2 separate regions of the Mus musculus genome follow, and region 1 is linked to region 2. The links are chromatin loops, found by intact Hi-C in ENCODE. Cell type or tissue: gastrocnemius. All regions are shown on one strand. Each heading gives the region's core, and the rest is flanking DNA. Links, peaks and the distances in the headings are about the cores only.

What was found. Hi-C counts contacts between places; a loop is a spot of excess contacts. Peaks named below come from ENCODE experiments on the same cell type or tissue, not always from the same donor. Only the 100,000 strongest peaks of a DNase experiment are listed, where the experiment ranks them.
Region 1: a loop joins it to region 2, with 3 times the contacts of the local background. A loop is called at or near these places in 5 of 42 quality-filtered maps.

What each region holds. Positions count from the first base shown.
Region 1 is chr17:67,172,103-67,180,260 of GRCm38, forward strand. All of the region lies in intron 2 of Ptprm (protein tyrosine phosphatase, receptor type, M), which reads right to left. Among named protein-coding and RNA genes, the nearest start is that of Gm52313, 110 kb to the right of the region's middle. In gastrocnemius, for the core only: a CTCF peak has its summit at 3,894; a DNase peak (open chromatin) is centred at 3,846; H3K27ac peaks cover 294 bases.
Region 2 is chr17:66,676,972-66,685,129 of GRCm38, forward strand. Ptprm (protein tyrosine phosphatase, receptor type, M) reads right to left here. Exons shown (of 31, transcript NM_008984.2): 29 at 6,400-6,563; 30 at 1,030-1,165. Among named protein-coding and RNA genes, the nearest start is that of 1700016K05Rik, 33 kb to the right of the region's middle. In gastrocnemius, for the core only: a CTCF peak has its summit at 3,875 (motif pointing right); a DNase peak (open chromatin) is centred at 3,886.

The DNA.
Region 1 (8,158 bases), core at 1,456-6,455, 490 kb after region 2:
GCAGAGCTGGCTCCTTCTGAGCCTGTGCTCTCTCGTGCCCTTGCCCTTCCTTGGCATTTTCTCTCTGTGAACAGAGCAATGGTGCTTCCCTTCAATTACAGGGGCACAGACTGCCGCATTGGATGAGTCTTCACCTGAATTGCTTCATTTGACCTTACTCACCTCTTTCAGAAGCCTACTTCCAAATATGCTTCTTACTTTGGAAGCTGGGGTTTTAACCCAAGAATCATGGAGCCGACAAGGTCGCTGTTTGATCCATGAGGGAATGTCCTCTTTCCAATAAGTGAGGCTGTGGCAACTTGACGTCTGCTTTCAGAATGCAGAGGAAAATAAATTCCATGGCTACCTCACACTGTACACAGCCAGGAACACCAAGCGGATCTGGATACAGTGTGATTCAGAAGGGGAGTCAATGTGAAAGTTCAGGAGACTAAACATACATTGCTCCTATCTAAAACATGATCCATAAACTATGATGGGTGTGTGTGTGTGTGTGTGTGTGTGTGTGTGTGTGTGTGTTAGACACTGCTTTCGTTCCATTCTTGTAAGAATGTGACCCGAGACTCTTTCTCCACTTTTCAGATGAGGAGCCTGAGGCTCAGAGTGCAACAACATGAATGAAGTCACTTAGTTAAAGGATATTGAAGTTAGTGGTATGCAACTTGAATGCTCATAGGCATACATACACACACACACACACACACACACACACACACACACACACAAACACACACACACACTGTACTGGCTGACTTTGTGTGTCAACTTGACACAAGCTGGAGTTATTACAGAGAAAGGAGCTTTAGGTGAAGAAATGCCTCCATGAGATCCAGCTGTAAAGCATTTTCTCAACTAGGGATCAAGGGAGGAGGGCCCAGCCCCTTGTAGTTGGTGCCATCCCTGGGCTGGTAGTCTTGGGTTCTATAAAAAAGCAAGCTGAGCAAGCCAGGGGAAGCAAGCCGGTAAGGAACATCCTTCCATGGCCTCTGCATCAGCTCCTGCTTCCTGTCCTGCTTGAGTCCTAGTCCTGACTTCCTTTGGTGATGAAAAGAAACATGGAAGTGTAAGCTGAATAAATCCTTTCCTCCCCAACTTTCTTCTTGGTCATGATGTTTTGCACAGGAATAGAAACCCTGACTAACACACACACACACACACACACACACACACACACACACACACACACACGAACATTTATATTGGAATATATGTGAATGTATATTCCAAATCATTTGTGATGGACTAATTTAAAAAATAAAGGCCAATCATTTAAATAGCAGATTCAAAATTCAAAAACGATGGCCCACAAAGAAGATGAGTCACAAGAAGCTGGAAGCTGGACACAGATGTTTGCAGAGAGATGACAGACAGCAGAGAAACAAGACCAGTAGCACACAGCAGAACCTAACAGAAAGGGAGAAGCCAGAAAAGCTATAGGCTCTGAGCCCTCCAGAGCTACCCTCTCTGGAAAGAGAGGCCAGGGTAGTCCCAAGCGGAGGAGCCTCTAAGCCAATGCACAGTGAATCACTGTTCCCCAAGCACAAGGTTAAAACCAAGTTAGATGTAGATAGAAGACTACTCTTAAGCATGCCATATAAAAGTCATGATGGTGTCATCTATAAATACTTGCTGGTATCAATAGCTTTAAATTATAGGTTGGCATTTGGGTTTATTAAGGAAGATCCTTCGGATGCATTAAAAATCTGTTTACCTTCGGTATTGATTTTTTGATAAATATATTATCCAGAGAGGTTCTGTGCAGTGATTTCTCTAGCAGAGCTGACATTTATTCAATGATATTTGCTTGACTGAATTAAGTAGCAATATATGCTCATCTATCTTTGCGCTATCTGGGAAATTATCTTATCAAAGTTGAGCAAATATTTTATAGAAATCTTAGGGTCTGACATAATATAAAGCTGAGGCAAGGATCTAGCTGTCCAAGACCTTGGAGTTACATATTAATCCCTCATGCCTATTTATACCAAAACAGGACAATGTGTCTAAACAGTATCTTACTCAAGTGTTTGAATGTTTTAAGGTGGTATTTCTTTAAAGAATAAAAAGGATCATCGTTGTATGTAATTTTAAATGATTTTCTCCTCTAATAGTATATACTGGGACTAGTGGATAAGTCCTCTCAGGACAAGTATGGCAGAAGCTGATAGTACGTATTTTCTACAGGCGTCTTCACTCAGCCACACACTCGAAGTCCTCCTCCCTCAATACAGGAACAACCCAGAGAAATCTGGTCACATGGTCCTCTTGGGTTCTTTTCATGTCCCATGTAAATATCCCCCTTGAGGGCAATCTCAGGAAATGTGTTGAAGATGCCAGGGTTGCCGCAGCTTAGATGTATGTGTGCAGACCTCAACCAGGTTCACCCTCCCATCTGGAACCACCCTGGACCATAGAAGAGATGGAAACTAGGGATTCAAAGTGGTAAAGCCTTACACTATGAGATCTGCTTATCACAGCACCTGGGTTAACACAGAGACCCCTGCCTCTCCAAATTTAACAAAATCGAAAGAGTTCTGTATTCATTAGAAAACCTCAAGTGTTAAGCTAGGGATCTAGATGACAAGGCCTACTCAGCTCAGACATGTTGCACTCTCAGAAGTCATCCAACAAGTCAATAGCCATTTGTAGGTAGCTACTTTATGTGTTCCTATGAAGGAGCATACAAAGAAAATGACAGTGTCCTATAAGAATGAAAGAAATCATGGCTTAGCTAGGAGTATGACACTTCTGCAAATTGAGAAGTATTACAGACAAAGCCTTCTACTATAATGCACACACAAGACAAACTCAAGTTCCCTTAAAAGGCAAATCCCTTGGTCACAGTTCATTTTCTTGTTTATTCGTTTTTAAGCTACAATACAGAATAGGTTTTATTGTGACATATTTACACATATCTACCACAGTGCCTTATTCCTATCTACCACCTACACACATACATCACCCCCATCACAGCCTGTTCTTTGGTTTCCATGTTTATGTCTTATCTGTTTTGGTGCACGAATATACACGTGTGCTTAACCAACTTTCTTCTCCAGTTCTCAAGCTTACAACCATTCCCTGCAAATTAGCTTCTGATTCTTTTCTTTTCTTTCCTTTCCTTTTCTTTTCTTTTCCTTTCAGTTTTCTGGATGCAAGTTCCTTAGTACAGAAAAGCACTGGGCTTAAGAATTGAAAATCAATCATCTTTCCAGGGAGATTGGTACAAATAACAAGAATAGCCACAAATGCAGCAAATACCAAGGCTCTAACAGGCTTTGTAACAGTTCTTAATTTTGAAAGGTATTATTGAGCTTGTCAAATAAAAAAAAAATTCTAAGAATCTCTTCTTTAATATACTTGAACTAAATATAAAGCAGTCAAGAGAGATAGAGAAAAAAAAAACCCACATTTACCTAAATTATAAGATCCTACGTAGCTAGGAACACTTTTTAGAAATCCCTTTCCCTTTGTGTTATTGGGGACACAGAGGAAAATAAGACTAGACTCTCTACTTATGATGACTTCAGAAGTCTGTGGTCAGATCTGACCACTGGGATTGACTCTGAACCACACAGAGGTTAGGATTGGCCTGGTACTGGCTCCCCACCATAGGCAGTGCTCTAGGAAATCTCTGCCCCCTGCTCTGCTGGGGATGAGTCCTTAAAGAAAACATTGGTCTTATCCACTACAGATTACTAACGATAGATGACTATATGCAGTGCAAAGATAAATAAGAATTCTCCACAGGCCCAAACAGGCCAGAGGCCTAGGGAATATTCATTGTCACACTTTAAGTATCTGCATCTGAAGCAGAAGTCAAGCCAGACACCTGGGGCCTGGAGCCCTGGTCCCAGTAAAAGGCTGAAGGATTACAAGTCTCCACCTGCTGGGGAATTTGAGGAATTACCAAGAGCAGAAGGTGTGGCTTGGCTGAAAGCTTATCCGAAGGAACTGAGTAAGAAAGCACTACCTTTTCTGGGAGATTCCAATGTGCTTATTTCTGTCTAGCACAGCTACAGCTTTTAGTCATCAAAGGTTGAAATGCAACAGTGTGGTGTTTCTGGTTGTTGGTTGGTTGCTTGCCAAAGTCAACAGTGTATGAACCAAACGGGGCCATTTCATGGAGATCTTCTGTCTCTCTGTGAAGGTAATGAATTCATTCTGAAGTTGTGCTTGAGAAAAAAGCTCTTCATCTTGGAGGACACAAAATCAGTGCCTGATCATGATAGGCATACCACAAGAGTATAACTTAAAAAAAAAAAAAAAAAAAAAAAAAAAAAAAACCCAGTGGGTCCCAAAATAAAGTGAAAATGGACAGGAAACCAAACTGTGGGCTGGAGGGAGGTGAATGGATGTTGTGGGAAGATCTGAGGTGGGGGATGGGTCAGCACTCATTGTGTACACATGTGAAACTGTTAAGGGAAAATATTTAAGGAAAGAGAGAACCAATGAGCTAAGAGATCATCTATTTCTTCCCCTCCAAGCTTATAGCATACAAGCTAAAGAAAACTATTCAAATCACTGCCTTAACTATATTACCATAAAAGTCAGGGTTCATACCTTTGACATATCAGCAAATCCAAGTAGAACACAGAACTTTCCTCTAGAAATAAATCTGTCCCCTCCCATGAGTGACCTATGGATGGGGGTGAGGAAAAACCCACCCGTGAGGTGAACTGTTATTGATTTTTATATAATTTCCATCAAGCACCATTTCCAAGTCTCTCTGAAACGTGTTTAGTCATCTTTATACCATCTTGTCACTATACATTTCATAATAGAAGAAGTCGAACTGATTTTATCATGACACTATATATGACAGCTAGCAGTTAAAAACCTCAGAAGTGGTACTACTGAATGAATTTAGATGGCCCTGCTCATATATATGTTTGAATAATTCACTTTACTCTGCCTTCTATTCCTTAGAAATCCTATACTCAATTTCAAATGTATGAATATTAATCCTATTTTCCAATTGTTCTGGAGCATGAGATTTCATAAACTCACCCTTCACAGAATTAATAACATCCACACACGGTTATGTTGCCTGCTAAGATGCCATTCGGCGTGTATTATTTTATTTGAAGCTCTAGTGAAATGTATTTGTTAGTATAAAGAACTCAGTAACCGAATGAACTATTTATATTATCTTTATTCAAAGAGAGAGTGAATTATCATCCCCAGGGGTATCCTTTATTCAGTTTCTAGAAGTTCTTCCCCTCTTTTCCTTGCTGGCTTCTCTGCAAACTATAAATTGAGGTAGTCATCTCTTAAGAAAGCCTTTCACAGGACTTCTCCGAGCATCTTCCTGGACCCCCAAAGTCCCTGAGATCCTTCCAGGGAACCTCAAATAAAACTATTTCCATGATAACAGAACACTTGACAGTCCTGTCCCCACGTTCCTCTCACCCATTCACAGGTACAGTGTTGCTCTGCTGCCCAAGGGAACGGACGGATGCTCATTCTCCTTGTGTTCCCCACCCCCACTCCCTGCCCAGTTTTCTTACATAATCCGAAAGTTAGCAGTAGGCATTACCCACATTGACACTTTAAATCTTTAAAAAAAAATCTCAGATATGAAAGGCATCCTACCACTGAAGAGTCTGAGATTTGTTTCCTAAATCCTCAGAGGTGCAATACATAGTTTATTTTCTTCCTAGGTACCCTACAGTTAGCCCAGTGTGACATCTGGAGGACAGTTTTCTGGTGTCACCACAGAGACCACAGACCAGGCATTTTATAAAGAAATGCTCATCCCCCATGGCAGTGAAGGCAGATGAATTTAATCTTGTTCCACTGGTACCCATGGAGGCTTTGTGCTATGTCACAGCACTGAAGAGAGCATCACACAGTAACAAGGAGAGGTCATGTCTGCCTGGGGCCCTACAAACCCCTCCATGGGGCCACACCCTCAGGACTTTAGGAACCTTAACCTCCCCAAGACCTTATGTCCAAATATTATAAAACCAGCCTATGAAGCTAGGGATTGGTTCCAGCATGAGTCACTCAGCATAAAAGATCCTCTATGTTCCCACAGTCTACAGCCAAGACGGCAAGAAGCCGGAAAACATGGTAAAACTTATCCTTGATCGGCAAGCTTCTTCACATCTCATCAGTCAAGGCAGATGTGTTCGTGTATAAAATAGGCAACACGGATGCACAATACCCCAGCATGTCTGGGAGACAGTGAAGCAATTATCCAGGTCGACTAACGATGGCAAAGGCTACATGTGCTGTCAGCTCATCTCTTTCCACAATGATCCAACACCACTGCTAACAACCACAGGGGCTGCATTGGCTCTCAGCTCCCCACTGCCTGTCACTCACTTGACAGCTATTCACCTGCATAAACTCTTCTTTGACCTCACCACACGAATTTCAGGAAACATGGGAATAGATTTTGTTTGGCTGTGACCCACACAAGCCTACACGTTTAAGATCATTTTCCACAAAACAATAGGGAAACTGTAAACAAAATAGTAGTGAATGTTTGCCCACATCAGCGTAGTGCTATTGTCTAACATGGGCACTTTGTATACTTTAGCAGCCTTTATTTGACTACTGTTTTTAACAACCAATTAGACATAATAAATTGTGCCATAGACAAATCGTTCAACCTTTTCTGGTGACCAAGGTCCAGATAGATTAAAAGAAATTAACATTATGTTTAAAGAATCACTTTTGTTACTTTTGATCTGTGTATCTGTGTGAGTATATGTATGTGCGTGTGAGTGCAGTCCCCAGGACAGCCTGAAGAGGGCATCAGATCCCCTGGTGCTACAGCTACACACAGATGTAAAGCTGTCCCCCATGGGTCCTGGGAGTTGACCTCTCGATCTCATCAAAAGCAAGCCACAAATGCTCTTAATCAGGAGCCGTCTCTCCCTCCCAGAAATTAACATTCCTGTCTGAACTGACTCATCTGGGCCAAGTAACAAAGTCGTCTGTCAATGCTGGTGAGAGCCAGTGACCTCCCAGCTGAAGGCTACACACTGTATCATTTTGTTTCCCAAATAACAAGCATTGATTGCAATGCTAGAAAGGTCACTTGTCATCAGCTCAGTGGTTGACCTACTGGCAAATTGTATCCTGTCACTCCCCAGGACTCCAATAAGTTAAGAGACACTTTGTTTATAGAGAATAATTAGGGAGGTCACAGTGTTTCCACAAGGTGTGAGATCCCGGGATGTTTCTTGTGTTCAACAGCATAGGCAAGAACAAACAAATGTCATGAAAATAAATGACGAGTTGAGGATTTTAGAATTTCCCAAAACCAAGCCCAGGAACTCCATTTTTTCTAGATTTAAAAGCATGGGATCAGACACAGCCTATGTCTTCAAGTCTATTAGTAAGGATGAAGGTGTTGGATACATTCTCTAAAATTGGCAATGTACAAAAGACAGCGTTTTCAACACTGGAGCTGGAGAGATGGTTCACTTAGCATGAAGACCTGAGTTTGAATCCCCAGCATCTGTGTAAACACCAGGGGATGATGTCATGCATTTTTATCCCAGCAACAGGGAGACAGAGAATAGGAAGTACCCTGGGGTTTCTGGCCAGCCTGCTTAGCCAAGCCTAGCTCCAGGATCTGCAAGAGACTGTCTCAAAAATAGAAAGTGGAGAAGTGATTAAGGAAGTCACCCAATGGCAAACTCAGATCTTTACAGAAAGGCACACAATGTGTACATGCATTTGCCACACATGAACACATATACACAGAAAGAAAGAAATAGTTCTATGGTTAACAATTAAAATCATACAACTAAGGACCAACCCCTTGAAGGACAAATTTTCATTGACATCACCATACAAGCACTGCTATCTGTATTAGTATGCTACCTCAGGTATGTGATGCGGACACTTACTGCCACATAATCAGATGTTTGAACTTGTCCGCCCACCAGATAGAGGCCCTATGATTGTCCAGCAGACAATTAATTAAATAGCCATATTTATTTCTCTTCCAACCACTTAAGCTTCAGAACACTGCATTAAAATATAATTTGTCACTATCTAGAAGAAAGTATCGGTTAACTAGGCATTAAAGTCCACTTATTTAAAATAATGATCTGCATAATCATTTCCTAGAGTTTGCCAAGAAATAGACAGGAGCTTTCCTATAGTTACTCTTCCTACTCTGAAGAGGACAGAGACACAT
Region 2 (8,158 bases), core at 1,921-6,920:
AGCTATACCTCTCTCTATTCTTGAGTCACCATGGCTGGCATCTTAACAGCTCCACGTAGGAAAGAAAAAACGAAGGGATTTTTGTGAAATACTCTAAGAAAATAATTGCACCTAGTTCTCTGTTTCTCAACTCCCTTAATACTTTTCTCAGATGTGGCCACCATAATTAAATGCAATATTCCGTATGTCAAACTGAAATTCACAGCTTTGATAAATATTAGACGATTAAGCTATTTATAAAATCTATAATTTGAAAATCTGGCATTTCTTGTACTATGATTATTTCTTCTTCACTAAGACTAAGTGCTTAGACACGTGGAAGGCACTGCCAGGAAGGGAAATTAATAAGAATGTTCACTTGGAAGTTTCAGCTCTTTCTACATTTCAATCAAGCTGTGGTAGTCTCCTCTGAAAGCAAGGAAAGGACGGAGAGAAGAGGAGGAAAAGAAAAAGGCCCATGAACAAAACAGTGTGCTGTACTTCAGAAATGAAGTTCTCTTGGGCTTGGTCTGGTGCTGCTATGGATTCAAATACTAAGTTCTGTACCCCTAGATCTGGCTGTCCAAAGATGAGTATGTTCTCATGTATACCAGCTTGTGTTGCACAAACCTTGCTCCCTAGTTACTTGGTCAATAAAAGGCTAAAGCCTGTGATTGGGCAGTAGAGAGAGGTAGGTGGGACTTCTTAGGAGGGAGAAAGGGAAGAAGAAGGAAGAGGCCTTCCATTAGGAGACACTGGAGGAGATAGATGTCACTGTGGGCCTAGAAGGTCTTACTACCCATGTGGCTGGATGGGGCTAGGCGGTCTAAGCTTTAAAATATTAAAATGTCTGTGTGATTATTTGGGGAACTAGCTGGTCAAGGAATACTGACACCATATTGATTTTGAGCATTGACTACTATATGCAGAAGATTCACAATCAGTTTTATAAGTCTCCTCTCTGAGTATGCAGCTCCAATGTGGAGGCTGGAGAGGAATCTGATACCAACTCTGGGACACCCTATTTGTCAGGGCAGAGGGGCATCCTACCAGGAGGTCCACCATGTTTGGTTTGTTGTTCCTCAATGTCTTGACAGCATGGAAGACATCCACAGTTCTCTGGTGTCGGAGCATCTCACAGACAATGCTGATGGCACAGAATGTACCACTGCGGCCTCCTCCGTTCCTGTCATAGAGGAAATGAGACAGTTGGACAATGTTTGTGGTCATGCTGCTTCTCACCCATGGCCTGAGACATATGGTCTGAACCCCAGAGAAAGGTCAGAATGAAGGTGCAAAGAGAGCTAGCTGACTTAGCATGTCGCCCACGGTTCGAATCTCGCTTTATCTGTGACCCAGACTATTATTTCTGATATGGTACCTTACTGATAAGGAAAATTAATGACAAGGGGTGGGGGTATGTGCAAGCACTTGACCTTTGAAGGTTACTAGAATTTCTCTATCGCTGAAACATGAGGGCTATTTAAAATCTTCAACGAACAAAAAACCAGCTAAGTTTAAACACATGAGACCATTGTAAATACAGCACACAGCGTTCCCTTGCCCAACCCGTGGTGCACATTTAACATAACCACCACACGCCATCAAAGTCAGAAAGAACGGTGCCACCACACTGGGCTGAACTATGATACAGGCCTCCATCTTTGTTACCGGTTTCTGCAGTAAGGCCCTTTTGTGGCTCAGGATCTAATCTTGCATTCAGCTGTTTCTCACATCTCCTTGACCTTCTCCAGTCTTTGAAGGGGTCACCTGTCTATCACCTTTCCCTTGTCTTTCTTCATATGGCTACTTCTGAGGCGATCTGGCTGGCTGCTTTGTAGAATACATAATTTGGAATGTAGAAAGGCTTAGAAGAGACCTGTCCTGTGTCCTGGCCACAGTTTGAAAAGGTCCCTGCCAAGTCCCACCGTGCTTTGTCCTTCCCTCTGGGTTCATTTGATTATATATATATACATATATATATATATATATATATATATATATATATATATATATATATATATATATATATTTTTTTTTTTTTGTCACTGGAGATGAGGGATTGGACTTCATGAAGAGAGCCAGAGCAGGAGTCTTACAGCCTCTGTGGGGATCCATGCATTGATGTGTCTTGGCCCCAGGATGTTCATCTTACCCATAGGACGATGTTGGTAAGGATTTTCACCATCAAGTTATCATCCTTCTCTTAGTAGTTAATACGCATTTTGGGGTGAGAAACCTTGGGACTATGTAAATATACTGATTCTCCTCAATCACCCTTGATTTTCACACACAGGGGCAGGTCTTGTTTTCAGCCATTAATTACGACTGTCTTATTTGTCTAATGTTGGCTTTATATTTTCTTCCTGTGTTCAGCATTCTACCATAAGCAATAGCTCTCTCTCCTACCATTTGAAAATGTATTTGTTTTTATTATTTATACTGACCTTGACAGGTTGGTATAGTGATGAATAAAAGCTGGGAACTGTATTATGTGTGCTAAGATCTACCAGTCACTATTTTCATTGCCCCCCAAACAATCCTGCTCTAGCCATGAGGAGTCCATGTTCTTACCGCCTTCTTCTTTTTTTTTTGGATCACATCTGTATTTTCTAGAATGATCTTCTTGTACTCTCCATGCACTGGCTTCTTTTGTGAGAGGTAACTAGCCTTTCCCACATTCTTAAGCCTGGCACTGCTATCATTCTGAGGGAGTGGCGAGACACAGTATGGACATGGTGGCTGGAAGACAGCTTTGTGGAGTAGATCCTCTTTCCTCTCGCTTTTATGTGAGTTCTAGGCAGGCTTGTGCAGCAAACGCCTTGACCTGATGAGATATCTCATTGGCCTAACATGGCTGGTTGGATATCACTGAGTATATAACTCTCCAGTAGGTATTGGAGTTACGTTTTGCAAATGTGCATTCGCTGGCTCTATCGGATCCACACACAGTGTCTCCGTCAGCCCCCGAGTTCCTCCCTTCCTCACACTGCTGTACCCTGGTCAGTTCTACAGCATCTCTAGCCCTTGGGAACATTGTTTTGTGTTGTCAAATATTCAGCCGTTCTGATGGGCAAGCAGTGGTTTTAATGAGGATTTTTCCACTAAACCCCAAATGGTGTTGGTTACCTCTCTTTAGATGTTTTTGTTTTTGTTTCCCTCTCTCTCCAGTGCTGGGAATCAAACCCAGGACTTTGCGTATGCTAGACAAGGGTTCTACCATGAAGCTACACGCCACGCTTTCTCTTCCAACGTGTGATCCTTGTTAACCCTTTTGCTCATTAAACACTAAGGGGTTGGATGTTCTTGTTCTTACGGTTTGCAGATGTGTGGCTTGCAGCGCCCTCCTCCTGCTTTCTCTCCTTATCTATGCACACCTTGTAAATGAGGTCATCATTTCAGTGAAATTCAGTGCATCACCACATCTCCCCGGTGGCCAGTATTCTGTGCCCTCTCTCACTCTTACTCAGCCCTCGCTAACCTCCTGCTCTCGAGGAGTTCCTCCCACGTGTTCTCATGGAAGCTCTGCTCTCTGCTTTCAACAGCTGGGGATGGTACATCCAAAAGGAGTGAGGTGGATGTGTCCAGTGTCCCCGCTGCCCTGCAGTCACTTGCTGTTGGTCAGGCGACACAAGCGCATCTGCTTCTGCTTCTGAGTTTGCTCTTTGTACGGATTTTTCCATGGTCCTTGCTCATTGGCTTTTTACCTCCTGTTTCAACAGCTGCTCACGACCACGTCCACTCTTTCCACAGTTTCAGAATGAGGACATAGTTTTATTTTAAAAACAGTAAGACATTTATAAGAAGGAAGAGAATTCTCTGCATACACTCCCCTGAGTATCATCTGGCCTAGGGAACCACTCCACCTGCAAAGCTCTCATGCAGGTGTTCTCTGCCCTCACCAATAGGTGGCGCTGCAACATGCAGAATACCTCACAGAGGACTGCTAAACAGCTTACAAAGCTTATTATTATTATTGTTATTATTATTATTTTAACTTCCTGACCAATACTGGAAGATACCAGTTTAAACCTTCTTGTAAGCGAGGAAAAGAAAAGAAAGGGAGAGGAAAGGAAGAAGGGAAGGAAGGAAGGAAGCAAAGCAAAGCAAAGCAAAGCAGTTTCTCTCCAGGTCTGAGTATCACACCCAACATTATACCCAGAAAGCAAGGAGCAGCTGCACCGGGAATTATGGGAGCTTGAGGGTGTGGTGCCCCAACAGAAGATAAGAAGGGAAGTCAGGTAGGCAGGGGGGGAATAACAGACACCCCCCACTCTTTGTGAAAGCCAAATTGCCCGCTCTTAGAGACACCACACAGAACGGGTTGTGTCTGCTTAGCTTGAGGGTCACAGCCGGCTTTTGGAAGAACGTTGCCTGCAAGGCGCAGTGATGGAACAGGCCTTTGCATATTTCCTTCATGCCCCTCCCTCTTTCATCTATCCCCACTCGTGACCTATTCTTGAGGGTTCCAGAACTGAATTCTGTTAGAAAGCTAGTCCAGGCTCACAATAAGTTACACTTCCAGATATGATGTGGAAGGGCTATTTGAAAACCACTTTTAATAGTAAGATTATAAACAACTGTTCGGGGACTGCAGCCTGGCAGTAGAGCACTGGCCTAGCATGCCCAAAGCTCTGGATTCTATCTCCAGGACCATGAAACAAAACAAAAACAACCCCATGCAAACCAAAGTCTTACAGATCTAATGTCAGCTAACTGGATGTTAATTTCCCTGCTGGGATTTTTTTTTTTAAATAGCTTAGGTTCTTTATTTCTTTTTGTATGTTAGCTAGGAGTTCATGTGCACTGGGCTCCAGTGACCCAGGCTCCTTCCCGTCGTCCTTACTGAGTGATCTTGTCTGGGCGGGGCAGGCTGGAGCAGCAGTTGGATACAGGGGTTTTTCTCTCTGGTTTCCTTTCGGTTGTTTCCCTTCCGTCATTTCAGGAAGCCATCTTGGCTCGCAGAGCGCTTGATAGGCTCAACCTGCACATCCATTGGCAGGGCTCTTGCCTTAACTCACTCGCTTACAAAATGACGCCTACGACGTGCTGAGTGATATAGTAGACTCTTGTCCAGGGCAACGCTTACGGGGTGTTTCTGTGTGAGCAGTGCCCATTCCTCGGATGGTGACAATATCACCCTTCTTGTAGATTTGCATGTACCTGGCTTCCTTCCCCTACAAGTCCAACTCTGTATTTCCTAAGAGGCCTGGAGAACATAGTGTGTGTGCCTATTCGATGTTAGTACGTGTCATCATGGCAAGTTACTGGAAGATGGCTGCCTAGGCCGGGGAAGAAAGGCTGCTGCAATTCGATCCACTGAGTACGGTGAACGCTTCTTTTGAGTCTGACGAATAAGAAGGGGGATGGAATAGATTTCTGAAGCATCGAGTCCATGGATAGGAACGGAGAGGAGACAGCGGTGAGGGAGGGGTATAGTGCTCCTCACAAGACAGACGGGGAAGACTTAGGTGGGAGCTGGGATGTTCTGGAGACTCTTTCCAAGGGACTGAGGAGAATTCAGGGCTTCCACTGCCTGAGGTAAGGGCAGGGAGCAGGGGATAACCCGGCCTCTTACCCACTTGCCACATAAACTTAGGGTGGTCTGGTCTGCAGAAAAGCTCATTGCCCTTCAATCTGGGACTGATCTTCTCATATGGGTCTAAGGATTCTCCTCAGAAACACAGCGTATGCTCACACCCTTAACTGGCCCAGATGTCTGAGCACCTTCCCCGACTGCCATGCTCTTTAACTGCCTGTTCCGTTAGGCCAGTTCAGCTGGATAGTTAGCTGTACATCCCTGCCAGTGAGAAAGTGTGGGTGAAAGTGCTCTGGGAAGCAAGGCACTCTCTCCTCGAGGCTCTCAACGTTGACAGCATGCAGGACTCATCCAGGAGTTCTCCGTGCACAGATGCCCGGGTACCACGTGGAGACTGGGAGTTAATTGGTTTCAGTGTGGCCTGAAGGCAATGCTTACTGCCACTGTACACGTCCCATTGGAAGCATCTGGCTGGAGGCTTTTTTACATTTTAGCACCTACTACAACTGTTGCCCTAGATGTCACCCTTAGAGGACACTGGTTCTGCGCTTGTCAACTTTCAGTCCCTGTAACAAACACTGGAATTAAACAGTTCATATGGAGATGACGGCCCACAGCTCTCCATGACTGGCTGGTCCTGTGGGTTCAAGCCCGTGATGAGGCATTGCACCACTGGGGAAGGCATGTGGCAAAGGATGGAAGACACAAGAAGGAAGAGCGCAGAGTCCCAGGTACCAGGACTGGACTATTAGATTTAAAATGGTGAATTAAATCAAACTCTGTGGGGCTTCTAGTTTCTTCTGTATGTACAGCAAGGGGAAGGCGAGCTGCGTGGAGGAAATGGGGCACGTCACCCGAGGTGAGAGCTCTGGGATACTCACAAGCAGTGCACGACTGTGCGGCCTTCGCCGCCATTGTATTCCTCCTGCCACTTGTCCACCTGGCGTATGAGCTTCAAGAAGGAGCGCTTGGACACGGGCGTGTCCCTGTACATCGGCCAGCCCAGGAACTGGAACTGCTGAACCATCCGATGTCCATCCTGGGGCTGCAGAGGACAAGGGACCAATCAGGGAGTGGAGGAAGAGGCCTGACTTACCTTACTGGGTTGGGGGGGCTGACTCCGCCCACTTGATCTTCCCTGACTCCTCCTACTTGGTTTTCCCATCAGGGCAAGGCATTAGTTACTAGGGAGACTCAAGCCAGTGCATAACAAAGGGTGATTCTGCAGGCCTGGAGAGTTATGACTTTAATCTCCAGTGGTTATAAAGATCCAGGTGTTTTAAATGACAGGGCATCGTAAACCAGAGTAGAGCAGAATGCTTACATTTTGCAAAAGCCCAGAGAAAAATAGCAACAAGATTAACCATGCTGTGTATTGTGTGGAAAAATGTCTTCACTTTAATTACAAGTAAATTAAAGGTAAGGGATAAATTATAACCTGGAAATGTTTGTGAGTTCAGTGCGATGTGGATTCTGCCCTGTTTTCTATATAATATGGCTTTGCTTAATGATGCAGCTTTCGGTGAGCGATCAATCTTTAATTAATCAGTGCATATAATTAAACAGGATTATAGAAATTAAAAAGCATTGCTGGCTTCAGCTTCGGAAGGACCCTCTTGGCACAGGTAGGTCTCTCAGGTACGCTGGTCAGCTCTTACCCCACCTCTGCCTCAGTCTCCACTCTTCCCAGACCTGGGCTGACAGAGCCTCTGGCCTTCAGATCTAGAGTTTTCCGTTTCCCTCTGGATATCATTGGTGGATACCAGTCAGTCACCATTTAGAGCTCTTTCCTGAATGACACCCTCATGTACTCAAAAGCCAACCTCAGGGATCAATCGTCCTCCCACACCTACTGTGTTCCAAATTGAGCTTAGTTTCTTACTGCCTCCCATGTCTGTTTTTCCCACAGGCCAAACAACCCCAGCTAATGATGATCCTGCCACTTCTTCTTGGGATCCATTTCTTGAGAGTCACCTTGACTGTCTGGGATCCACCCTCAGGATCAAGCAGGCTCTCTCCACTGCTTATATCTCCAATGCCACCACTCCTGTCCTGCCACTGTCACCTGTCATCTGGGTCCTTCTCACGGCTGTCTGGACTGTCTCTCAGAATCTGATCTCAAGGCAGAAACCAGAGAGTCCATTTCCAGATGTAGATGGTTAGGTGGCACACTTCTCCTGGAAACCTGTAGTGGCTTCATTGCTTTCATGCAAGAGCTGGCTGGCTAGCAGTGGCAGGGAAGGCCCTGCAGATTCCTGTGCCTCAACCCTCAGCGCCTCCTGTCTTAGCTCACTTGTCTCCAGACACAGCAGTGTCCTAGTGTGTCTGGAACGCAACAGGTTCTGCCCCTCCACAGAGCCCCTTTGTGGCCACTTCCTGCCTGAGAGCTGTCTTTCTAGAGCGCTCCTGGCCACTCCCTCCCTTTCTCAGTGTCTGCTCACATGGCATGCCCATTGCAAATGAGAACAAATGATCCCTTTGCTGCGTAACCTGGCACTCTTTTTCCCTTTAAGATTTACCGCTTTCTGGCACACCATAATTCCGTTATGCCTGTTATTCGTTGCCTTCTGATAGAGGTTCTTTGTTTTAGTCAAGACCCTTTCCTGGGGCCCATCTTTGCAATCCTTTGTAAAACTCATT